2 separate regions of the Mus musculus genome follow, and region 2 is linked to region 1. Evidence: chromatin loops called from intact Hi-C (ENCODE). Cell type or tissue: heart. All regions are shown on one strand. Links, peaks and the distances in the headings refer to the core of each region. The heading gives the core; the rest is flanking DNA.

Region 1 (11,774 bases), core at 3,756-6,255:
ACACTACACGACACGACACTCCAGGACCTACTACAGCAGCTGAGCTCCCTGACCTTGTGCCTCTAGAGTCATGAACAAAGATGCACCTATTTTGTTCACAGTGTGCAGCCTGAGATGCTCCATAATTTTATAATTTTAAGAGAAAGCACACACATCTCAGCATGCTGGGGAGGGTGCTGGTGTAGTGCTGGACTACAAACTCACTTTAACCTCAGGCTTACGGGGTAAGAAGGACAGGTAGCATCAATGTGTCCAGTATCATACTGCCATAAAAACTAGCAGGACAGCAGCACAAAAGGCAGGAAGGGGGTCAAGGTGAAAACCGACACTTAACTACCATTTTACTTGGGTCTGCTCAGAGCACTACTGGAACTGGCTCCGAGCATGGAGGTGGTCTTGAGTACTTCAGCCAGGGCAGTCAGTCAGGTCCACACACTGACCCACATTACATCACTAATGGCTATCTCATCCGACACATAATACTCCTACCAGAGTGAACACTCCCCTTTGAGAGACAGGGGCTCCAAGGATGGTGGAAAGGGGAGAACTCACCTAGCAAGAGCAACTCTCATCCGCCAGCCACCACTGAAGTCTTTCAGCTTCTTGCGCTGCATAGCAGGTGTGAAGCCCAATCCATGTAAGATCCTTGAGGCCCTCATCTCAGCTTTGTCAGCATCCAGCTCTTCCAGCCGTTCATAGAGCTCCATGAGCTTTTCACACTCCGCATCCTCATGTGCTAACCGCTCAGCCTCTCTCTCCAGCATGGCCCGCTCTGTGTCCACCTCCATCACACACTGCAAGGGTGTTTTTTCGCTAGGAGGCATCTCACGAGTCAGATGGTAGATGTCGATGTGCTCTGGGATGGGCACTTCACGTTTCCCAATAGCCGAGAGCAGCATGGACTTTCCTAAGAGGGTGACAGGCGACACTAAGCCCCTTCACCGCCACTCTTTGGCACCTGTTCCTAACAGGCAGTCACTGGCTCACTCTCAGGCTCTCCTTCCCAGCTTCCCTTCAAGTCTAATCTTACTGTGCCTGTGAAATCCTGTTCATTTACAAAGGCTTCTTCACACCACCACTCCTCACCCTCACTCCCCCACCAACCTCTCTATAGCACCTTCTGTCAAAAACTCCCATGGTACCTGCTACACACAGCTGTGTCATAAGCCCCATGTCTCCAGCATGTCTGGTCCCCCACTCATGGGATAAAGTTCTTGCTTTGTTAGTGCTAAACACATAGTGAGTAACAGGCAAACCAAGAAAGAAACCTCCTCCACCTGACCCCCAAGGGCCTCACCAATTCCATTTAAGCCAATGAGGCCATAGCGCCGGCCTGAGTTTAATTCCAGTTTGGTGTCGCTGAGCAGCTCTTGACCATGAAAGGTAAGGGAGAGGTTGATAATGTGGACATCAGTACTGTTGGGGTGAGAAGCCAGGACACCGGTGACAGCTCGAGCAGCAGCTTTCTTCATCTCAAAGTCCTCCAGCTCCTTGGTCAGCAAATCTACTTCTGGGGCAAAAGTGGAATTTGGGAAGGGTCAGTCAGACAGACTCAGATCTGGGACCAATAGGCAAACTCCACAGGACCTGAGCTCAGGTCATGCGAAGCAGATTCAGAGTTCGGAGGGCTTTACACAGTGCCATGACACAGACTAGCCTGACACCCTGCTTTCACAGACAGGCTTTTCTCAGCAGCCCTTTTGAGTCTATGCTCTCTCCTACCACTTCACTTTCCTCCACTGTTTCCCCCTTCACCATCTTCCATAGCTCTGGCCATGGATAAAGCTTCCCCATGGCCTAACTTGATCACACTAGCTGCCTTCTAGAATCTTATTTTGGGGACAATTCCTACCACTTGACATTTCTTCATCTGTTTAGTGCATCTATGGTGACTCTCTCTCTCTTTCCCTCCCTTTCTCTCTCTCTCTCTCTCTCTCTCTCTCTCACACACACACACACACACACACACACACACACCTCAAAACACAGTCCCTCAAATAAGAATCAACAGCTGCAATGACTAAAGTAGACATAAGTAACACTGCAAAATGACATGGGATAGCAAATGGGAACACAATCATGTGTGTAAACCTCAAGTTTGCACAAGAACTTAACGTGTAAAAGGACAATACCATGTGTGGTAAGATTCAAAGGGCAGTGAGCAGTCTACATGCAGCAGAAGGACTGTGCAGCTTTCCTGGGCAGTGAAGACAGGGTTAGACTGGGATGGTTGTTATCATACACTGCAATGTTTGCCCATGTCACAGTTAACTTAGCTGTCAACTTCACATAAACCTGGCAAGAGGAACCTCAACAGAAGAACTGCCTCATCAGGCTGGCCAATGACCATGTCTAGGGCATTTTCTTAATTTCTAATGAATGCAGAGGGTCCAGTGTAGGCAGTGAAGTCTTTAGCTGAGTGGGTCTGTGCTACATAAGCAAGCTAGTTGATGCCTGGTGTAGTGGCCCATGCCTTTAATTCCAGCACTCCAGAGGAAGAAGCAGGAGAATTTCTGAGTTCAAGGCCAGCTGGTCTACAAAGCAAGTTCCAGGACAGCCAGGGTGGTTACAGAGAAACTGTCTTGAAAAACAAAACAAAAGTCCTTGCCTGACTTCCCTCAAAAATGGACCTGGGAAGCTGGGTAGTGGTGGTGGCGCACGCCTTTAATCCCAGCACTCGGGAGGCAGAGGCAGGTGGATTTCTGAGTTTGAGGCCATCCTGGTCTACAAAGTGAGTTCCAGGACAGCCAGGGCTGTCTCGAAAAAAAAAAACAAAAACAACAAAAAAAGGACCTGGGAATATAAGAAGAAATGAACTTTTTCCTCTCAAGTTAATTTTAGTCAGAGTGTTCTGTCAGAGCAAGAGAGAAAGAAATAATAAAATAAATTTTCTGAGAGCAAACTATGTTTACAGTGTGAGTGAGTAGCTTATTTAATATGGAAAAATGCTACAATAAATCCCCTAAACCTAAGTAACAAAACCATAAATATATTATCAGAAAAATTACATGAAGATATATAACAATATGTTACACATTACTCATTGGTATAATCACTATCCCTGTGACATTAAGAGTACCATATGAGCCAGGGATGGTGGCTCACACCTTTAATCCCGGCAGCTAGGAGGCAGGGGCAGGTGGATCTCTCTATGATTTCAAGCAAGTCTAGTCTACAGAGTTCCAGGACAGCCAGGGTTACACAGAGAAACCCTTCTATCTCCAAACATCTGCCTCCCCCCCCAGAAAAGACAGCACCATATGGTAGAGCCTGTATACTCACCACCATAGGTAGGAAGAAAAACAGGAAATAGTACAAGTTGCCTTCCCTTTTATTGTCTACTGCAGCACCAACCAAGGTAGATCAAAAACTCCCATCTGTGTTTGCCACTTGAATTCAGTTTCCTTCATCAGTAACAAGTTTTAACTCTATGGGTGTGGGTGTCACCAAAAAGTTTCATGGCATATAAAGACATGTGTCTGTGGGTGCTTTACTCTGTTTAAAAAGATGGGGATGTGAGGACAGCCTGGCCTCAAACCTTCATCTTTTTACCTTAGCCTCCCAAATGCTGGAATTAAAGGCCTATGCATCTGCATCCAGATTCTGATCTTGGCTTCGAAAACCAGCTCAGGAAACTCACCCAACCTACCTCCATCTCCTGTGGTCTCTCTGCCATTGGCCTCCTCGATTTTCTCTTCTGCCACCTGAGGTTCTGTGACAGCATCTCCATTTTCTTCATGTCCCTTTCTGGGTCGCTGTCGGGCTTTGGCAGCCTCCTTCTTTTTGGCTGCCTTCTTCTTGGCCAGGTCGGAAGGCATGGTGATGAGCCACAGGGGTAGTTACAGTCCTTTCAGGAGTCTGAAGAAAAGCAAACAGATACTCCAAAATTCTAAACTTACAGGTAAGAATGTCTGAGTGCTATCCCATCCCTCCTTGGAATTTTCCTATCAAGCCTGTGGTGCCCAACTCTTGTCCCCGCCAACTTTGTCCGGGCTTCTCACACTCTCTCGACCGCTCCTCCAGCCTCATCTCCTCCCTTGGGGTTCGCGCGCCAATCCCCACCGCCGGCTTCACTCGGATGCGCTCTTCCCCCAGGGCCTTAGTGAGGGACCGCTCTGCCCCTCGTCTCCAGTTTCCGAACTTGGCGCTCGCGCACCTCTGCCAGCCGCCTCCTTTTCGGTTCTTCGCCAGGAGTTCGTCCCGGACCTCCCTTCCGTCCCTCTCATCCACCCCACCGACTGCGGCGCGGTTTCTCTCCCGGAACCACGAGTCCTCCCCAGCGGGTCCCTAAGGGTCTCTGCGCTCGCTGCCCCTAACCTCCCCCACACCCCGCTCGCCGGCGTCTCTGCCTGGGCCAGTTCTTTTCCCTTTCGGCCCTTTCCATTCCGACCCTGAGCTCCCTTCCGCTTCTCCTCCCGCTTCCTGCTCACGGGTCCACACTCTCCTCCCCTCCGGCGCCCCTTCCCCCTCAACTCACGGGGCCTCGCCGCTCGGCCTCTGTCGCAACAGAGCTGCTCCTTGAGCTCCTCCGCGTGCGGCCGGCTCCCCAACCAATCACGGCCCCGGGCGGCCCTTGGCGCGCTGCCGCGAGGGCTTCTGGAAAATGTAGTTCTCAAATCGTAAGAACTTAGGGCGGGACTCTCCTCCGGAACTACCACGATTCCCAGGTGTTGCGCCGTTCTAGTGACGGCATCAGAACGCGCGATGATTCTGGTTGGGGGAGGATTAGAGTCCAAGAGGCCCGTCCTACCAAGCCGGTTTGAAGAACTGAAAACTGCAAATCCCAGATTGCTCCTCGGAGAGGTGGGCTGGTCTCCCAAAGGATACCCCACCCCTAGCAGATAAATTTACCAGGCTGCTCTACTGGTTTAACCAGCAGGAAGTGCGACTAAGCTTCCCGGCCAGCGTCCTAAGAGTGCGAGACCAAACAATGAGAGAAGAGAGTTAGAAGGTGGAGGGGAAAGAAGAGCGAGTTGCTGCTGGGCAGGTGGCTCTGAAAGTGAGGTAACCCTTTGTAGACCACGCCAACAGAACTCTGTTCGAGAAAGGCATCCTCGTCTCATGGAACCGAAATTGAGAGCCTCGTCCATCGCTAACGAAACTTTTTGAAAGTGCCAGACGCTGTGCTGAACCTTGGTATCTTAGTCAAGAGTTTCTGGGTTCCACCAGAGCCATGCGAATGTGGTGGAAAAATCTAAAGTATAGGACCACTTTGCTGAGTTTAGCTCTATGGACACTTAGTTGTGACTTGTTTCATTTCCTTTGAGTCTCACTGTCTAAAATCTAAAGCAGACTTAGTGTTAGGAACATTATAAACTAGATCTGTAGCCTCATACACAAAACAACTCTACGACCCTTGCTTGCTACCTGTCCAGGGTCCTGTCCACTGGTGTGTCATCACTGATGACACAGAAGGAAGCAAACTTAGTGCCCCTGAGTGCATTCTCAGAAAGTGACCCCCTTTTCCTCTAAGGTCACCATGTTGCCAAGCTAAATAGAAATTAGGCGTGAAGATCATTGAGGGTGGACATCACAAGTAGCTTCAGAGCCTGCCCCCTGTGTCTTTGGCAGCACACTAATTTTAAGATGAAAACGGGCTAAAGAGATGGCTCAGCAGTTAAGAGCACTGACTGCTCTACTAGAGATCCTGAGTTCAATTCCCAGCAACCACATGGTGGCTCACAACCATCTGTAATGAGATCTGATGCCCTCTTCTGGTGTGTCTGAAGACAGCTACAGTGTACTCATACACATAGATAAATAAATGAAAGAAAAGGGAGGAAGGTAAAAGGAGGCTTTGTAACACACACACACACACACAGCTTTAAAAAAAAAAAAAAAGAAAAAAGAAAAGAAAAAGGAAATCCAAATGGGCCTGCCAATCGCCTAAACAGGAAACTGCGGCTGCTAAGGAAGTTGTCTGTTTCAGAAACGAAGCACTAGTATAAAACCCATGTGACCATTGTCCATTCCCACCAATGAGAAACATTTTCTTGGTCCATTGTCCACCTCTGCCTTTGAGGGTGTCCTCATTTTACTCTATGGTAAACTCTGTCTTCATTACTCAGTGCCTCATTGGAATTTATTCAACAGAGATGGCAATGACTGGAAAGCCTAAGGGAGTCTGAATAAGATCCCTGTAAGACACAAAACACTAATCTCACCTCTCTCCCCCAACAGTAGAAGCAGTTCTCCTCTGCTAGAATTTAGAGTTCAGAGTTAAGCCATTTAAATACCACTGACCATGTTCCTAGAATAACCTCCACCAGTTGAGTAGTTCTATTGATATTTCACACAATTGACATGAGCATACACAGATTACAAAGTAGCAAGGAACTTTATTCAAAGGCCAAGTAATATCACAGATGAGAAATGCAGTCAGTCTTGACCACAGGGCACATGAGTGAGTGTCCTCGAGTCTGATGCTTCATTTCATGAAGTCTAAGGAAAAGAGAGGCTGCTTACTACAGAGGGTAATACGAGTGGTTCTCTATTGTAACAGACAGATTTGACTTACATAAGCTTTTGCTCACTACATGCGTCCTGTCCCATGATGCATTCAATCTTTAAAATTGTACTTAATTATTATTATTATTAATTATTGCTATACCACTTGCACATTGATGTCAGACAATAGCAATTTATTGAATTGATTCTGTCCTTCAATCAGGATCAAACTCGGGTAATCAAGCTTTGTTGGCAAGAGTTTTGTTGTTGTTGTTCGGTTTTTAACCTGCTAAGCTATCTTACGAACCCTTTAAAATGTCTTATTTATTTGTGTGTGTGGTGTATGTTCATGTATCTATGAGTCTGTGCACCCATTTGTGTGTGGAAGCCAAAGGAGGATTTTCAGTGTTCTGTTTTGTCACCCTTTGCCTTATTCCCTTGAGAAAAGGTCTCTCACTGAACCTGGAGCTAGGCTGGCAGCCAGCAATCCTCCTGCCTCCACACCACCCTTCATAGCACTAAGGTTACAGCCATATGATCCTTTTTATATGAGCTCTGAGACTTTGAACTCAAGTCATGTTTACGTGGTAAGTGCTGTTAAATCCTGAGCCACGTCCGCAGACTTCTGCATCTGATTTATTTGTATGCAATCCCGAGTGTGCGTAGACACAGAATGATAATAGAATGTCAAAGGACACGGTTTCTCCTATTGCACATGCGCTGAAAACTAGTTCAGACCAGATTATCCCATCTCTTTTGTTTTCAGGATGTGTCCCAAGATGTGTTAAAATAGAAATGAGGTATTATCGAGGGGTCATTAAGGAATATAACTTATTGCCATTATTTAAAGTTGGCCGATACAGACTGGGTTCCCAGATTTTCAACAATGTCTCTGTGCATGGTATAGGCAGGTAGGGATTCTAGGCTGCCCAGTGAATTGTTAGAAGATTGATGGTCCGAACCAAGTGGAGTCTGAGGGTGCTGAGCTATGCTTGCCTGGCTTGTTACTAATCAAGCTCACATGGAGTTTCAGTATTTAGAAGTTACTCCTTGACTCCTGAGAAAGCTCTTAAGGATGAAGATTAAAAAGAGCATACACCAGCAGGGCAATGGTGGTGCACACCTTTAATCCCAGCACTCTTGGGATCCCTGTAAGTTCAAGGCCAGCCTGGTCTACAGAGAAAGTTCAAAGACTGCCAGGGCTACCCAGAGATCCTGTCTTAAAACAGAGATAGATAGATAGATAGATAGATAGATAGATAGATAGATAGACAGACAGACAGACAGACAGATAGATAGACAGACAGACAGACAGGGAACTCGCACTGGCTGCACAGAATGAGTTTTATTGTCATATCTCTACATATGTGATAACATGTATTATCATTCTTCTTCATTTTTCTTGTCCCACATCTTAACCCCTGCAACCTTTATGCTTTTTTATCTGTTTATATGCTTTGTGCCATGCTAAGGATTGAACTGAGGACCCTGTGTTTGCTCCACCTATATCTATGATTGAGCTTCCATCCCAGTACATCCACGTCCACACATAATTGGAGATGATCCTTGTAACTTGGCCTCCGAAGTAGACAAGATGACTGACATTATCAACCTGTGTGACCAGGGTTTGGTTTTTTTTTTCAGGATCTCGTATAGCCTATGCCTTTAACTGTATAGAGCAGGATGACCTTGAACTTGTGACCCTCCTATACCTCCCAAGTGCTGGGATTATGTGCACGAGATCCTATGCCCATGTTTATACATACTGGAGATCAAATCCAGGGTTCCATGATTACCAGACAATCCCTCTAACAACTGAGTCATCTCTAGCCCTCCTCTCTTTTTAAATTTAGATTTTAATACACGAAAAACTTAAATATTTGTCTTTCTTTTTTTTTAATTTATTATATGTAAGTATAAGTACACTGTAGCTGTCTTCAGACACTCCAGAAGAGGGCATCAGATTTCATTACGGATGGTTGTGAGCCACCATGTGGTTGCTGGGATTTGAACTCGGGACCTTTGGAAGAGCAGTCCGTGCTCTTAACCACTGAGCCATCTCGCCAGCCCCATATTTGTCTTTCTTTCTTTCTTTTTTTTTTTGTTTTTTTTGTTTTGTTTTGTTTTGTTTTTTTTGTTTTCAACACCTAGTATTTTATTCAGATAGCAGTCCTGTTACACATGGTCCAAGAACATTCAAATAAGAACTCAAATCAGAAGTTAAAGATTGGTCTTCAAACATCATAGCCAACAATGCCACGTTTGCCTATGATCTCTCCGATATAAAACCACATCCACACCTCAGTGGCCACCAAACCATTCAGCACAGCTTCCTTAACTGTAAGGTGTTTGAAGCTACCAGTTTTAGCACTTTGAATGATTTTTTTCACACTCTGAATAGCTGTAGGGATTTCAGCAGGGGTTGGGGGAACCAGCTCAACCTTGGCGTAGTGCCAAAATGTGGCCAATCGAGGCTTCGAGTAAGTCACGGCAGCGGCTACCATCGACGGTGCCTTCTCCGCGAAGTTACGGATGAACTTGGCCATGGTCTAAGGTGGAAGGTACGTCTCCCCGAACCACCGGCTGAATCCATATTTGTCTTTCTAAGTCTAGCTTATTTTGCTTAACATGATCTTCAGTTCCACCCATTTTCTTACAAACAATATAATCACATGCTTCTTTAAGACTAAATAATACTCCACTGTGGGAATATATTCCATGTATTATATCCATTTTTGTCACTGCTGAGGCAAGTATCATTAGGCAGACTCCATGAATTGGCTACTGTGGATAATTCCAGCAAACCTCCATGTCTTTGCTTTTGCTTCAGACAGTTTTGTTTGGGACAAAGGCAGAAAGCAGCCACATTCTTCATTCACCAAAACATCAGAAGAACAGTCTCTAGCCCACATAATATCCTCTTCTGAAACCTCTTGAGCGGCCTCCTGCACAGTTCAAATCCCCTCAGCACCACTGTCTTCTATGTTTTTACTAGAATGGCCCATTTAGCAGCACTTAAAATCATTCAACTGCTTTTCTAATCCAAAGTTCCAAAGTCCACACTCCTTTAAACAAAAGTATGGTCAGGCCTATTAAAGCAATATTTTGGGCTGGTAAGATGGCTCAGCGGTTAAGAAAACCGACTGCTCTTCCAAAGGTCCTGAGTTCAAATCCCAGCAACCACATGGTGGCTCACAACCATCTGAAACGAAATCTGATGCTCTCTTCTGGAGTGTCTGAAGACAGCTAGGCTGTACTTACATATAATAAATAAATAAAAAAATTTTAAAAAGCAATATCGCAGTCCCTGATACTAACTTCTATCTTAGTTAGGCTTCCATTGCTGTGAAGAGACACCATGACCTCAACAACTCTTTTTATTTTAAGATTCATTTATTGTTATATGTAATTACATTGTAGCTGTTTTCAGACACACCAGAAGAGGGCATCAGATCTCATTATGAATGGTTGTGAGCCACCACGTGGTTTCTAGAATTTGAACTTAGGACCTTCTGAAGAGCAGTTGGTGCTCTTACCCACTGAGCCATCTCTCCAGCCACAGCAACTCTTATAAAGAAAAGCATTGAATTTTTTTCAGCATGCAGGCAGACATGGTGCCGGAGAGAGAGCTGAGAGTTCTACATGAGCCACTAGGTCTGATTGGAGTGTCTGAGACCTCAAAGCCCAGCCCCTAGTGACACACTCTAGTGTGACAGACCCTAGCCCCTAGTGGCACAGCCCCTAGTGACACACTTCTTCCAACAGAGCATACCCACTCCAACAAGCCTACACCTCCTAATAATGCCACTCCCTATGGAGCTGGGGGGGGTCATTTTTATTCAAACCAGGACTCTAGATATGCAGCTCTTTCTGTTATATGGTAACTTTGGGTCCTTTATACACATACCCAGGAGTGGTATATTAAGATCTGCTTTCAGATTTTTGAGGGACTTCCATACTGAGTTCCCATCGGTTAGGCTACATTTCTCCAACAATATGTAAATGGATAAGGAAGCAGGTAAGAGATTATAAGACAATTTTATTTGTTTATTTGTTTATTTATTTATGTATTTATGTATATATGTATTTATTTATTTATGTGAGTACATTGTTGCTGTCTTTAGACACACCAGAAGAGGGCATCAGATCCCATTGCAGATGGTTTGTGAGCCACCATGTGGTTGCTGGGAATTGAACTCAGGACCTCTGGAAGAGCAGTCAGTGCTCTTAACCACTGAGCCATCTCTCCGACCCCAAGATTTATTTTTTGAGAATTATAATTCATTATACAGTTTGTATCACAACATTTGATTTCCCCTGCAAATTCTGAGGTGGTTGTTGTTACCATGTTACCATTCATTCTATCCACAAGCTCTGGCTCAGGGCCTGTTAAAAAAAAAAAAAAAACAAAAAACAAAAAACAAAAAACAAAAAAACAAGCAGAAAAACCGCTGCTGCTTAGAGGCAGCACAGGCATCAAGGCTGGGATTGTCTGGTTCTGTACCCTCAGGTCCATCAGGGACAATCACAGCTGTGATAAGAAAACAATTGACAGGCAGAGTCTTCTTCACCACAGTTAGCATCTTGGGGCACTTGCTAACTACTTGGGTATTTTGTCCTTCTCACCCAGAGTTGAGATCTTGTGCATGGATAAGTGCTGGGAGCGAGAGGAGAGGAAATGAAGGCTAATAAGAAAGAGTTACAAAAAGCCACAGCTCAGCAAGAACTGGTTATTGGTTCACATTTGTCCTGGTTTCTTTGTCAACTTGATACCAGCTGGGGCCACCTGGGAAGAGGGATCCTCAGGTGAGAAAACTGGCCTATAGGCAAGTCTGTGGGGGCAATTTCTTGATTAGTGATAATGTGGCGGAGAGCCCAGTCCACTGTGTCAGTGTATAGTGCCCAGTGTCCCACATCCCTAGCCAGGTGATCTGGAGTTCTATGAGGAAGCAGACTGAGCAAGTCATGGGGAGCAAGCTTGTAAGCAGCCTTCCTGTATGACCTCTGCATCAGCTCCTGCATGCAGGCTCCAGCCTTGGCTTCCACTGATAATAAAATTTGACCTATAATCCAAGTAAACTCTTTCCTCTGCCAAGCTGCTTTTGCTCATTGATCACAGCAGCAGAAAGCAAACTAGGACAGCATTCAAAGCTAGCCACATTTTTAAGACATTGTCTAAAAACTAAACTAGACAAAAAAAACAACCAACTAAAAACAAACTAATAGAAAATACATGAAGAAACTGAGTCCAGAGGAAGGAAATGTCTAGACCAGTATGACCTAAGAAGTTAGCGACTAAGAAGTGTCTAGAAGTATAGTGCCCAGTG
Region 2 (11,774 bases), core at 5,432-7,931, 130 kb before region 1:
CTCTCGATTCCCCTTCACCAGTCTCCCAGTCCACCAGTTTCCAATTCAGCCTAGGCAGCTCTTTGAAACTAGAAGTATCTAGATCCTCTGTCAGCACACTAAGATGGGCCCATTGGGGTGCCCTGGCGGCCAAGGCAGCGACAGCAAGTGCCTGATCCAGAAGAGCCCACTGCCAGCGAAGGCTGAGGTCCAGCAGCCCCAGGAGATGGCCTAGAGCTATGAAGATCACACGGAGCGGCCTCCGCTAACACCCGAAGTCCTCTGCGGCGCAAAGCTGGGCTCCAGGGTAGTGGGAAAAGACAGGCAGCGGGTGAAGTGGGCCTGGGCAGACAGCAGCTCCCTTTGCGCCTTGGGGAATGAGGTCCAGAGGGGCTGGCTACACTGCCAAAAGCCCGTGGAGGCACTACGGCCGATACATGGCAAAGGCCAGGAGACTGAGGAGCAGGGTGAAGCCGGCCAGACCCAGGGTAGCGGTCAGGGGAAAGAAGGGCCGGTACTGGATCTGGCAGTACCAGAGCAGGAGCAGCAGCAGAAGCAGCAGGGGCAACAGAAGGCTGCCGATTTCCAGCCCGGAGGGGCCGGGCTCTGACCCCGGTGGGCAGGGAGGATGTGGGGGACCGACTCTCGTGGACACGTGGCAGTGGAGAACGCAGTTGGGGGGCAGGTGGAGACTGCCTAGTGTCTGAGTGTCGTCTCCTAGCAGTTGACCTTGGTAGATGAGCCGAACCTGCTGTTCCTGGCCTGGAAACTGGGTCCTGAGGAGAGAGGGACCTGGGTAAGAGAGCAGGCCTCAGGCAGTCCTGGCCCATTGTTCAGAGGACCAATCCCAATTTTCACCACCCCTACACCTGACCACCCAGATCCTGGCCTCTGGGGGACAGATTAACAGGAATGGTGTATAATGTGAGGAGACAGATTTTTCAAACAGAAAATAAGGGAGAGCTTCATAGGGTGACCCTTCTATAGACACCCACCCCATTTTTAGCATTTTGTTCTTACCCTCTTCCCAGCTTACCTTTTTAAGGAGCCAATGGTGTCCTGAGGCCAGGCCCTGGCTACCTGCTCAGAGTCATTGAGAAATTTCAACCGTAGAAGTAGGGGTTCCTGCGGAGAGTCTGGAGGTGTTGATGCTGTGACCCCTGTGTCAGGCTCTGGCTGTGCAGATGGACCTCTGTGTCTCAGGCTGGGACTCTCAGCCCCTGGGGCCTCCTCTCTGATGCTGTCAGAGGCTGACATGGCTTCACTGGGCTGTGCTGGTGTTGTGGTCCCCGGCGGCTGTGGTTGGGGGTCTGTACTCTCAGTGGTATGTGTTGAGACCCAGGCGAGGGCCAGCACCAGAAGGCAAGCAAGCACCGCAAAAAGGACAGTCACCTCATCGCCTACGCCTTCAATCAAGGCCATGGCACCCGTGCTGCTGCCAGAGGTGCTAAGGAGCTAGAGAGGTGCAAAGAACTGGTGAGGGGCTACTTCCTGGTCAGAAGTCATTCCAACTTCAACTGTCCTAGTTATTGTGTGTGCTTGCGCACCCAGGATGCAGCATCCTGTAGTCCCAAACTTGGCTTTTGGGTAACGTCCCTTCCCATCACCAGATTCCAAGTGCTAGCTTTGCTATCTGAGTTCTAGATCTTCATTCAGCACCCGATTCACCGAAACCTTACGTTCAAGAAAGGGCCTTGCTTTTCTAAGCAACCCTCTCCTTAAATGTAACCTTCATCAAACTTTACCCAGAAGCTTACCTATTCTTTGGTTCACTTCATCCCAAAGTTCACTCCTTCACCTATTTATAGCAAAGCTCATCTGATGCCCTGTCGCTTAAGTTTCTCTGATAAAAGTGTCTCTCTAGCCCCCTGCCCTCCCCCTTACCATTTACCCAAACCCCACCCACAACAAAGACCACTTCCCAAAGCTTCCTAGACAACCCCAAATGTCAAACTCCACCCTTGGCCAATCTGGAGTCTTGGGAGTTGTCTACTCAGCTCGGCACCTTCTCGGGTCCACCCAAAGCCCACCCCGCAGCAGTCTCCCAGCGCCTCCTGGGCTCCAAACCCAGAGGTCTCCAGACCCTTGATCCCTCGGGGAGAACCTAGACCTAGCCCTCCCCACGACTACTCCATCACTCCTCCCATCTGCCCGCCCCCCAGAGCTACTGGAGGGCACCAGCTATCTCGGGGCGGGGCAAGCAGGTCCCAGCTGTGGCCTGGGGCGACCCGGTGGGCGCGGCCACGCACAGCGACTCACCGCCCAGCTCCACCAGCTCCATCTCGGCTCCTCGGGCACTTCCGGGCCGAAGGCACCGAGGTCGCAGACACCTGAGGTCCCTCTCCTTCCCTGCTGCCGCGGCCCGGGAGCATTGTGGGGATTGTAGTTCGCCCTGTTTAGTTCCCGCCCTCCTCCCTGTGAACCCACGTGCCGGGCTGGACCAGATGTTGCCGGTACCCTTGGATCGTCGATGGGCCCACGGGAAGGACCCTGGGGTTTCTGCTTGTCCACAGAGATTTGGTCAGCAGCAAGAAACTCTATCTCCGCTGCCAGCTGCTGGAGCATCTGTCACTCCTGACACCAACGTCATCCTGCAGCATGTCAGAGCACCCGCGTTGGTGATGCAGTGATGAAGGCTCTGGGAAGCGCAGGTGGCCACTACCCAGCCAAGCCTGTGTCATTGTGGACGCCAAAAAGCAGCTTGGTTTTCTAAATTGACTCTGTTGCTGAGAAGGTGTAGGTTGTCTGCCCCACTTGCTAGGGAGAGTGCCTGACGCCAGCTGTCTCCTGGCCTCTGCTGCACTGTGTCCCTATGAGATTGTAAAGATGGCATAGACTTTGGAACTGAGTGTACATCCTGCGGTCTCATGTAGACACTCATCAGCTATATAATCTCTGGTGGGTTATTTAATCTCTGAACAAGTATAATTCTTCTAGGTCAGTTGGAAAGAAGAAACTCGTTTTATTAAATAAGTATGACAGCTCTGTAAAATTTATGTATTTTTTTGTATTTTGCTCGCCTAGTATTAATGCATTGGCTTCACCAAAACGTAAACTGAGAAACTGGCTAAGTATGGTGACATAGCCCTGTAATCCCAGCACTGGGAGTTTGAGGTAGGACAATTAGGAGGTTGAGAACTTTGGTCACCTAGAAAGACCCTGTTTTATTCTCCCACCCCTAAAAAAGTATTTCCACATAAAGGATATAACGATGGATCTGTGACAGCCAATCTCTGTAGATTTTTTCTTATTCCTTTGACTCCAATATCTGCAGAAATCTTGAATCCCAGATTTTACAGACCAGTTTTGACTTGGGAGTTTGCACATGCATGTGTGTCTGTGTGACTTGTCTCTGTTCTCTTATGCTAAGGGTACAGGCAGAGGCTCCCAAGCCTGGTTTCTGACATGAATACTGAGGAGTCAAATGGAGGCCCGTATGCTTGCAGAACAAGTCCCTAATTAGTTTTTTAAAAACAAGGGTTTGTATATCATATTTGTATGGGTGTTTGCCTGAGTATATTTAAGTACACCACACTCAAGCCTTGCGTCTCTGGAGGTCAGAGGAAGTACTAGAGTAATAGGCAGTTTTTTGGAGCCATGTAGGTGTTAGGAACCGAATTAGGGTCCTCTGCAAGAGCAGCAACAGGTGCAGCAAATGTTCTTAACTCCTGAGCCATGTCTCTAGCCCCATCCAGTCCAGTCTTAATTAAAGATAACCTACTCTGCTCTTCTATGGATGGGACCTCTGTTTAACTACTTCAGTTTTCAGATTAAGACCAGATCAAATATTGCCTTGGGCACATTAGTTTGGATTTATAAAGTAAGGAATTAACTTCTGTCTAGTTTCTTCATATTTCTTCATTTATGCTATATTTGAGTATATATGTTTTATATGCTAGGTATTGTGCAAGATACTGGGCATATAATGCTTTCTCTCCTTGCCCTCACTGATACATACTAATAGAGGAACAGATATGCAGATAGACAATCAATGAATGTTAAGGTAGGCATGTGCTGGTGGCTGGGGCAGCACTTTGGAGTGTTTCCCTCCCTCTCAAGTTCTGGGGAACTTCTTGCTGCCAATTCTAAGAATCTAACAGAGATGCTATAGGTTTGTTGGTTTGTATTTTTATTTTTCAAGACAGGGTTTCTATATGTAGCCCTGACCTGGAACTCTTGATGTAGAGCAGGCTGGCCTTGAACTCACAGAGATCTTCTGCCTCTGCTTCCTGAGTGCTGGGATTGAAACCATGCACCTCCACCACCTGGCCAGAGTATTAATATTAGTTTTAGAATTGTAAAGTAGAACTATACTTTTTTTTTTATGAGAAAAGCTATATTTTTGTTGAACTACTTCAGTTTTCAGATTAAGACCAGAAATTTTACAAGACATTCCTAACATCATACAGATAGAAGCTCGCATCACTCAATAGTTGGGAGTTGATTGGTTTGTGCCTGATCCTTTGGAAACTAAGAGAAATATGGGAAGGTGTGTAAAAAGTAAAATACTAGGAAATTTTATTTTGGGGAAAAGTCCAAGTTGCCCTTTGAAGTGGAAATGAGTGTAAAAAAAGATGACATGTGGGCTGGAAAGATGGCTCATCGGTTAAGAGCAGTGGCTGTTCTTTCAGAGGACTTAGGCTCACTTCTCATTATACCACACGGCAACTCAAGAGTCTCTATAACTCCGGTCCCAGAGGATACTGACCTTCACAGGCAGCAGGTACTTGTCTGTACATAATACATATATGTACACACACAGGGGATACACCATACACATATAGAGCTATGTGTAGAGCATTTGCCCAGGAGGGTTAGTAAGGCTCAGCAGAGAGGTCTGCAGGACATGTATCAATGGTGAACTGACCCCTTAAGGTCATATTGATTACTATGTTGATTAAGTTAATTAAAAGTTTTAAGTTTTTATTAATGGTCAGACCAAGAGTTGCTTTTCATCTCTGAAGTCTGTTGGTGTCCAAGCTCAGGGGTACAGAGTTAAAAGGCAAAATGCACAAAGACCATAATCTACATCAAAGTTAGATGAGGGTTATACAAACCTTGAAACATTTATGCCTGACATAGCATAATTATTTCAGACATAATAAGACTTTTTTTTTTCTTGTGACAGGGTTTTTCTGTGTAGCCCTAGCAGGTCTTCAACTCATGGATCTGCTGCCCCTGCCTCTGCTGGGATTAAAGGTGTGCACCTCACCACTGCCTAGTGTTGCTTTTCATTTTTGAGACAGAGTTGGTGATCTAGATTCTGCCTTCCTAACGCCAGGACTTTAGTCATGTACTCAGATTCAGCTGGTTTTGGGTTTTTTGTTTGTTTGTTTTTTAAAAAAAGGTCATATATAGCCCAGGTTGGCTTTGAACTCCCTATTAAGCTCAGGCTGTCCTTGAACTAATCCTCCTACTGTATGGCCCCTGTGCTGGGCTAACGTGTACATCATGATACCTGGCATCCTCTAGCAGATTTATTCCACAGGGTCATTCCCTTGCACATGCCACCTCCAGGTTTGAGGATCTGTGTTGGGGATGTGGGTTAACACAGCTGAAGACAACTTTGATAATGGGAATACAGAAGAACTGGGACACTGAAGGGTGATCTCTGGCCCTAGGAAGGCATAGGATAGACAGGGTCTATCAAGAAAAGACAAGGTCTGTCAAGAAAAATTATGAGACCCATGTGGGTTCTGCTGAGTTTCTGTAATGAACCAATGGGCCCTTTTCAGTATGGCAGGGAGGGTCTTTTGGGAGAGGGCTGTCACTGGGAGATAAGAATTGGGACGCTGTTGTTTCAAGCTTGCAGGGTCTCTTGAGTGAAACTCTCAGAGAGAACTGGACATAGGAACGGGGAGCCCGTCCCAGTCTCTCAGGTGCAGTCGACAGTGGAGACTGGGGGCCCGGGGGCCGGGGTCGGGGGCAGAGAGCCAGGGAAGAGAACCCTGGCAAGATCCCTAGGGCTGACCTCGAGGCCTGGAGACAGAGGAGCTGCTGCAGCACTAAAAGAAAGAGGGTGGCGCCCCTGGGCGAGCTTCTCCGCCAATCAGTCCCACTTATCAGCACCCTCAGGCACAGAGAACAGTTCTGAGTAGCCCAAGGATTCCACACGGGCCTAGAGCGACGTAGAGAGGTAGCAATGACAGCTGGCCGGACGTGGGGACAGCGTGATCGTGTCCCCAGGCGGGAGGCCCTCGAGGCTTCTGTCTAGCTTTGGGGCGGGTTAGCGGGCGGAAGGGCCTACGCGGGTGGGTGGGGCCGCGCGTCGCGGCCAGCACGCGGTTCTTGGGGGTGGAGGCTAAGGCGCTTGCGAGAGAGGAGGGGCGGGGGCGCAGGGCGACGCTGGAGGGGCGGGGGCGGCTGGGAGGGGGCTAGGCTGCGTGTGCCGGAGCCGGCGGGGGCGGCGGTGCGTGCGCATGACGCGGGGGGAGGGCCCGGGCCGCGCGCTCCCGGTCCCGTTGTTGTTGCCGCTGGAGGCAGCTCCGAGGCGGCGGGATCTCAGCGCGGGTAAACGCCGGGCGGCGGCCCCAGCGTGCGCGGCCGCGCCTTCTGGCCTCGGCTCCGGGCCTCATGCGCTAGACCGGCGCCGCGCGCTTAGTAGTTAGGGTTCCGCCAGCCCCGCGCGCCTGGTCGCTGCCGCCGCCGCCGCCGCCGCGCCGCCCCAGGCCCTGGCTGGGCCCGCTTCGGGGCCCGCGCCTCCGGAGCCATGAACTTCCAGGCAGGCGGGGGCCAGAGTCCTCAGCAGCAGCAGAGCCTGGCGGCTCCGGGGACCGGCGGCGGCGGCGGCGGCGGCGCGGGGGGCGGCGGGCAGTTCGGCGGCGCGGGGCCCGGAGCCGGGGGTGGCGGCCCCTCGCAGCAGCTGGCTGGCGGCCCCCCCCAGCAGTTCGCGCTCTCCAACTCGGCCGCTATCCGAGCCGAGATCCAACGCTTCGAGTCGGTACACCCCAACATCTACGCCATCTACGACCTGATCGAGCGAATCGAGGATTTGGCGCTGCAGAACCAGATCCGGGAGCACGTCATCTCCATCGAGGGTGAGCGGAGCCGGGGGCCTGCGGGAGCTGAGACGCGGTGGCCTTTGCAGCGCTGGCCGGTGGCGGGTGGGGGGCGAGGGTCCTTCACGGCCTCGGCCCTGCCCCTTTCTGGCGCTCAGGGGTCTTATGGAGCTGAGGTTCACGGTTTGCTAACCCCCACTGCAGAACCCTAGTCCAGGTTTTTCCATGTCTCATACAGGAACACTTTTTTTTAGGGGCGGTGGGCTCGGTCCAGTGTCAGTGGACACGTTTTTTGTTTTTTGTTTTTTTTCCTCCGTGACCTGGGATGTGAAGATGGTTGTCGCTCCAAGGACTGATGCGCTGAGTCGCCAAAGACCGGGAGGGCCTGGGGCCACATCTGGCTAGGCACGGTCAGGCTCGCTGGGTGCGACGGAAGACCTTGGTGGGTCGTGAAGGTGGGGCTAATGCCTGAGAGTAATCTTAGCAGCTGCCCTGGCCCAGCCGGGCTGTAGGGGTGGAGGATCAGAGAGAGCTTTGGGTTAGTGGATGGCAGCCTTCCTGGGCCTCTCCTGCAGGCTTTGGAGGGTGGCGCTCCCCGCGGCGCCCTCTCCCGACGCACACCCACCCCCACGCTTCTGCGGTCGGGCGGGCGCGGGCCTGGCCTGGGTGCAGGACTGGGGAGCTGTGGCCGCGTGGGAGACTCTGGATGAACCCTCTGCGCTTGCCAGTCCCTTCTAACCCCCAGGCATCCATGTGGATGTCAGGATGCTGACTGACCTCCAGGGAGGTCGGGCCTGGATGTAGGGGGACTGTAAACCTCAGGCCATGCACTGCTCCTACTAATGTTCCTTTCTGTGGGCACATGGGCCTGAACCCTGGCAACTGAAAGGCACGTTAATTGGGGGGCACACTGCTGGCAAGAAGCCCCACAACCTTTGGTGTAGTGGAGGCTGGCTGGCAGTAGCAACAGGCACCCCAGTGGCAGTGTTGACCTTCTAGCAAGCTTGGACAGATGGGCCTCGCCTTGGTCCATCTGCTTCTTTTTCCAACTCTGCTTGAAGGGGGACGCCCACCAGCAGGTGGTGGGTTCCGCCTTAGTGGCAATGCAGGGAGCAAGGCTAGTTGCTGCTGACTTGGAATTAGGAAGGGCATGTCCACTACTTGGGTCCTTCAATTTAGATCCTGCTCCCATCTAGTGTGAGGCTTTGGAGCCATCTGTACTTGAACAGGCCTGTTTTGCTTTTTTGAGGTACCCATTGCTGATGAGTCTCTGATCTTTTGTGAGTAGAGCCCCCCTCCACCTTTAGATCTGGGCCCCTTTGTTGTAACATTCCCAGCTGTCTTCCTTTTGATCTTTTCCCAGCCTGTTTTCTTCTCTTTCCTTTCAAGGCAGAGTTCACTGTGAACTAATTAGGTGACAGAAAAAACTCATTAACATGGATTTGAGTAAATGACTTGGCATCACTGCTATGCTGGGGATTGGGAGGTAGCATTAGTGTGAGCCCAGGGTCTTCAGGAGAGATGAGGTGGGGTTTTTTCCCTTAGATTCAGAGGGTGAGGCCGGAAGAGACTGTTCTCTGAGCTTCCCTGTTCCTAGAGGAAGTGTCAAGTTCCTCATCAACTCCCAAGATGATTTCCCGTGCCTTTTTAGGAGGCTGAAGCAATTTACTGGACAGCCACCAGTGTGTGTGTGTGCAGCCACCAGTGTGTGTGTGGAGGAAGGGAGGGAGGGAGGGAGGGAGGGAGGGAGGGAGGGAGAGAGAGAGAGAGAGAGAGAGAGAGAGAGAGAGAGAGAAAGTATGTATTGGGGGATCAGCTGTCCAGAGACTTTCAAGAGTAGGGAGCAGACAGGCTGAGCAGGCTCTGCACCTAGTTCCTGTTTATCAGTATTATTAACGACCTCAGTCATCCCTACTCACATACCAGATTGGGCATCTTCTGTTCGAGTCATGGTCCCAGGAAGTACTTGGGCCGGTTTTGATCTCTGTCCTAAGTAAAACATGATAGGCAGCGTTTTTCTAGAGCCTTCCCCCAGAGCAACTTCCCCGTTGAGGGTTGGAAGTACCCCACTGTCCCATCTGCTTAGCCTGGAAGCTTTGTATCACCTTGATGAAATCCTGGGCCTTGGTGATCATTGTCACCAGACTGACCCAGCTGTTCCCCATACACACACAGCCCTCTGCTCTGCTGTCCCCGGCCTGTCCCTGTCCCATCTGTCTGGGAAAGCCTCCCAGTGCCTTCTTTCACCTTCGCTTCCCAGCCTCTCCTAGGAACTCAGTTTTTTTACCCCCGCCCTACAGGCTCCCACACTTCTGTCGACCCAACTTTTCCACTGTAGGCAGGCTAAAAATTAAAGTAAAATAAAAAATAAGGAGCCTAACCAATCAGGCTCCTATTCCAGTGTTCAGCCCTGTGTGCTCCCTGCAGTAGACTTCTCCATCTGCCTAACCATATTGGCCTGTTCTACAGGGCAGGGCTCCCACCTTGTCCAGCGAAGGGTGATAACACATCTTGATCTTTTCTGTGTGAAGCCCAGCAGATGTAGGATGTTACATGCACACAGAGCTGCCAGGGGCCTGTGCTTCAAGGGGCTAACATTTCACCTTCCTTCAGCTAATCCCTGGTGAAGGGCTTGTTCTGTTTTATCAGAAGGTGACTACCAGAACCATTTAAAACACTGAAATTCCTTTCCTACTCAAGAGAGAACACCTGTCCAGCGCTTATCCCCAGGGAATGAAGGAAACCACCACCAGGGCCTAGAGAATAGAATGTGCAGAAGCTCTGAGTCACTCAGCCTCACCAGTGGGAAACTGACCCTCAGAAATGGGAGGGGCCAGTGTTAACCCAGCCTCTCTCCTTCCCAAGGAAAAGTTGAGTCTCTTGGTTGCGGCTGGGGCTGCGTCCTAGAAAGAAGAATGCATGCACACCAGGGTTTCTCCTGATGGCACTCAGTGGGGGAAGGAGACTCAGGGAGACCTGGCCATCAAGGACCCCAGAGAAGGTGTTGGGAGGAGAGTTCTAGGGGTCTCTACACGTGGGTCTGAGCAGGTATATGTCTGCCAGGGATGGGGCAGTGGGGCCTGCAGCCCAGCTCAGTTTCCGGTTTGAGTTCTGGGCTGGAAGTGGACCGTGCCTCTGTGTGCGTGCCATATGACTGTTACTGTGTATGCAGGAACCCAGCTTTGTCTGCTGCATGAAACCCCTTTGTTTTTCCCTGGGGTTTGTGTTTCCGCAGAGCGGGAGAAGTCCCTTTGAGCACTCCTGCTCTCCCTGGATTGTTCTCAGCCTCGTTCATGCACTTCCCCTTCCGCCTGCCTTCCTACCCAGGCTAAGGGGTATCCCAAAGGAACTGGAAGGAAGAAATGGGGCTTCTTCCTGTTTGCTTTAGGCTGAGAAGGGGCCAGGTGTTTTGGGAAAGCCAGAGGGAGCAACAGGAAGAGGGTTCCAGCCACAGTATCTGCCTGGGCAGCCTGAGGTTAATGTTACGGCTGCATTCCCCATTGTTCTGAGATTTCTCTTGCTGAACCCCTGCCCTAAGGAAAGGGCATGGAAGCCCCGATCCTGACTTTGCTGATTGTTCATGGTCGTCTCCACTCTGGCCAGGATTTTTGCCACAGGTCTGCTGTCTTGTGCAGTGCCCAAGATAGGCTTTTCCCAGCGGCCCTAACTTGTAGGTCAGGAATGGGTTGGAACCTACATCTGTCGCTGTGATTCCTACAGTTACTGTTTCAGTGGGGAGGGCCTGTTGGGGGCATGGCTGCTTATGTAGGACTTCACACAAGGGCTCTAGGAATTCTGAGAAAGGACACCCATGTGGAGTGCTGGTAGGCAGCAAAGAGTATTCATTCCCAGTCTGTCTCTTGAACTCCTCCTAGGTGGCCCAGTTACATCTGGGACCTCAGAACACAGAGGAACAAAGTGGGTGGAGGGAGAAGAGACACAGTAAGGGCTGGCTCAGAAGGCACCTGCAGTGGTAGTAATGAAACTGGCTTTTCTGAAACCAGGGCAAAGCTGAGAGGCCTGCTTCAGGTTAGAAAGGACCGTGCTTCCAGACTATGACCTCAGGAAAACCTCCCTCCATCTTTGGCTCTAGGGTCAGTGTCTGTTTTATCTCCTTCATCAGGGAAGCAGACTGTGCCCCTAAGGACCACCTGCTGTCACTTCTCAAGTGTGAGCTGGGCCTGCTGGTTGGAGGGTTTCCCACCACTGTGTTAGGAGTGGTCTGTAAACATACATGTGGTATTCAGGGTATATAGCAAGTGAGTCTCTGTGCCTAGCCTCTGTTCATAGGGGACAGTTGATGGGTGAAATGGACCCTGGGGAGGGAAGTTTGTTTAATTGAAAAAAGTCCTTTTTTCATAGTCTATTTTGATGGTGTTTTCCCCTCTTCCTGTTTCTCCCAAGCCCCCCACCCCACCCAACTTCTTTTTTGTTCTTTTTCTTGGCCTTTTAAAAAAGATAAAGGAATAAGCACACAAAACCAGAAACTAAAACATACAAGTCAAAAAGATCAATAAGAAAATAAGTCCTGAAGAAAACAAAATGAGGCAAAAAGTCTACAAAAACAGCATTGAGTTTGTTTGTGCTGACCTGGGCGTGGGGCATGCCTTGAAGTGTGCTTAGTACACGATATTGGAGAGAACAAAGTTTTCTTTTGCTGGGGATTATCAGTTGTAGATGGCTTCTTAGTTAGGGGTAGGAGCCTGCATCCACTTCTGGCTCTCAGCACTGGGACCTTACGTGCTTTGAACCTATGCAGGTCACGGGTATGCTCTCACGGTCTGAGTTAGGTGTGCA

What was found. Peaks named below come from ENCODE experiments on the same cell type or tissue, not always from the same donor. Only the 100,000 strongest peaks of a DNase experiment are listed, where the experiment ranks them.
Region 2: it touches region 1 in a loop (2.2-fold over the local background); 1 of 42 quality-filtered maps calls a loop at or near these places.

Annotation. Positions count from the first base shown.
Region 1 is chr5:24,572,870-24,584,643 of GRCm38, forward strand. Abcf2 (ATP-binding cassette, sub-family F (GCN20), member 2) reads right to left here and starts at 4,598. Exons shown (of 14, transcript NM_013853.2): 1 at 4,478-4,598; 2 at 3,650-3,858; 3 at 1,298-1,510; 4 at 553-907. The coding sequence starts at 3,818. It also overlaps the pseudogene Gm10221. In heart, for the core only: CTCF peaks have their summits at 4,889 and 5,678 (motif pointing left); DNase peaks (open chromatin) are centred at 4,662 and 5,532; H3K4me3 peaks cover 1,840 bases; H3K27ac peaks cover 1,728 bases.
Region 2 is chr5:24,445,519-24,457,292 of GRCm38, forward strand. It overlaps Agap3 (ArfGAP with GTPase domain, ankyrin repeat and PH domain 3), which reads left to right and starts at 6,659. Exons shown (of 18, transcript NM_139153.2): 1 at 6,659-7,016. The coding sequence starts at 6,689. It overlaps Tmub1 (transmembrane and ubiquitin-like domain containing 1), which reads right to left and starts at 2,328. Exons shown (of 3, transcript NM_022418.3): 1 at 2,239-2,328; 2 at 1,016-1,434; 3 at 1-755. The coding sequence starts at 1,401. The coding sequence ends at 404. In heart, for the core only: CTCF peaks have their summits at 6,451 and 7,568; DNase peaks (open chromatin) are centred at 6,313, 6,963 and 7,673; H3K4me3 peaks cover 2,305 bases; H3K27ac peaks cover 2,500 bases.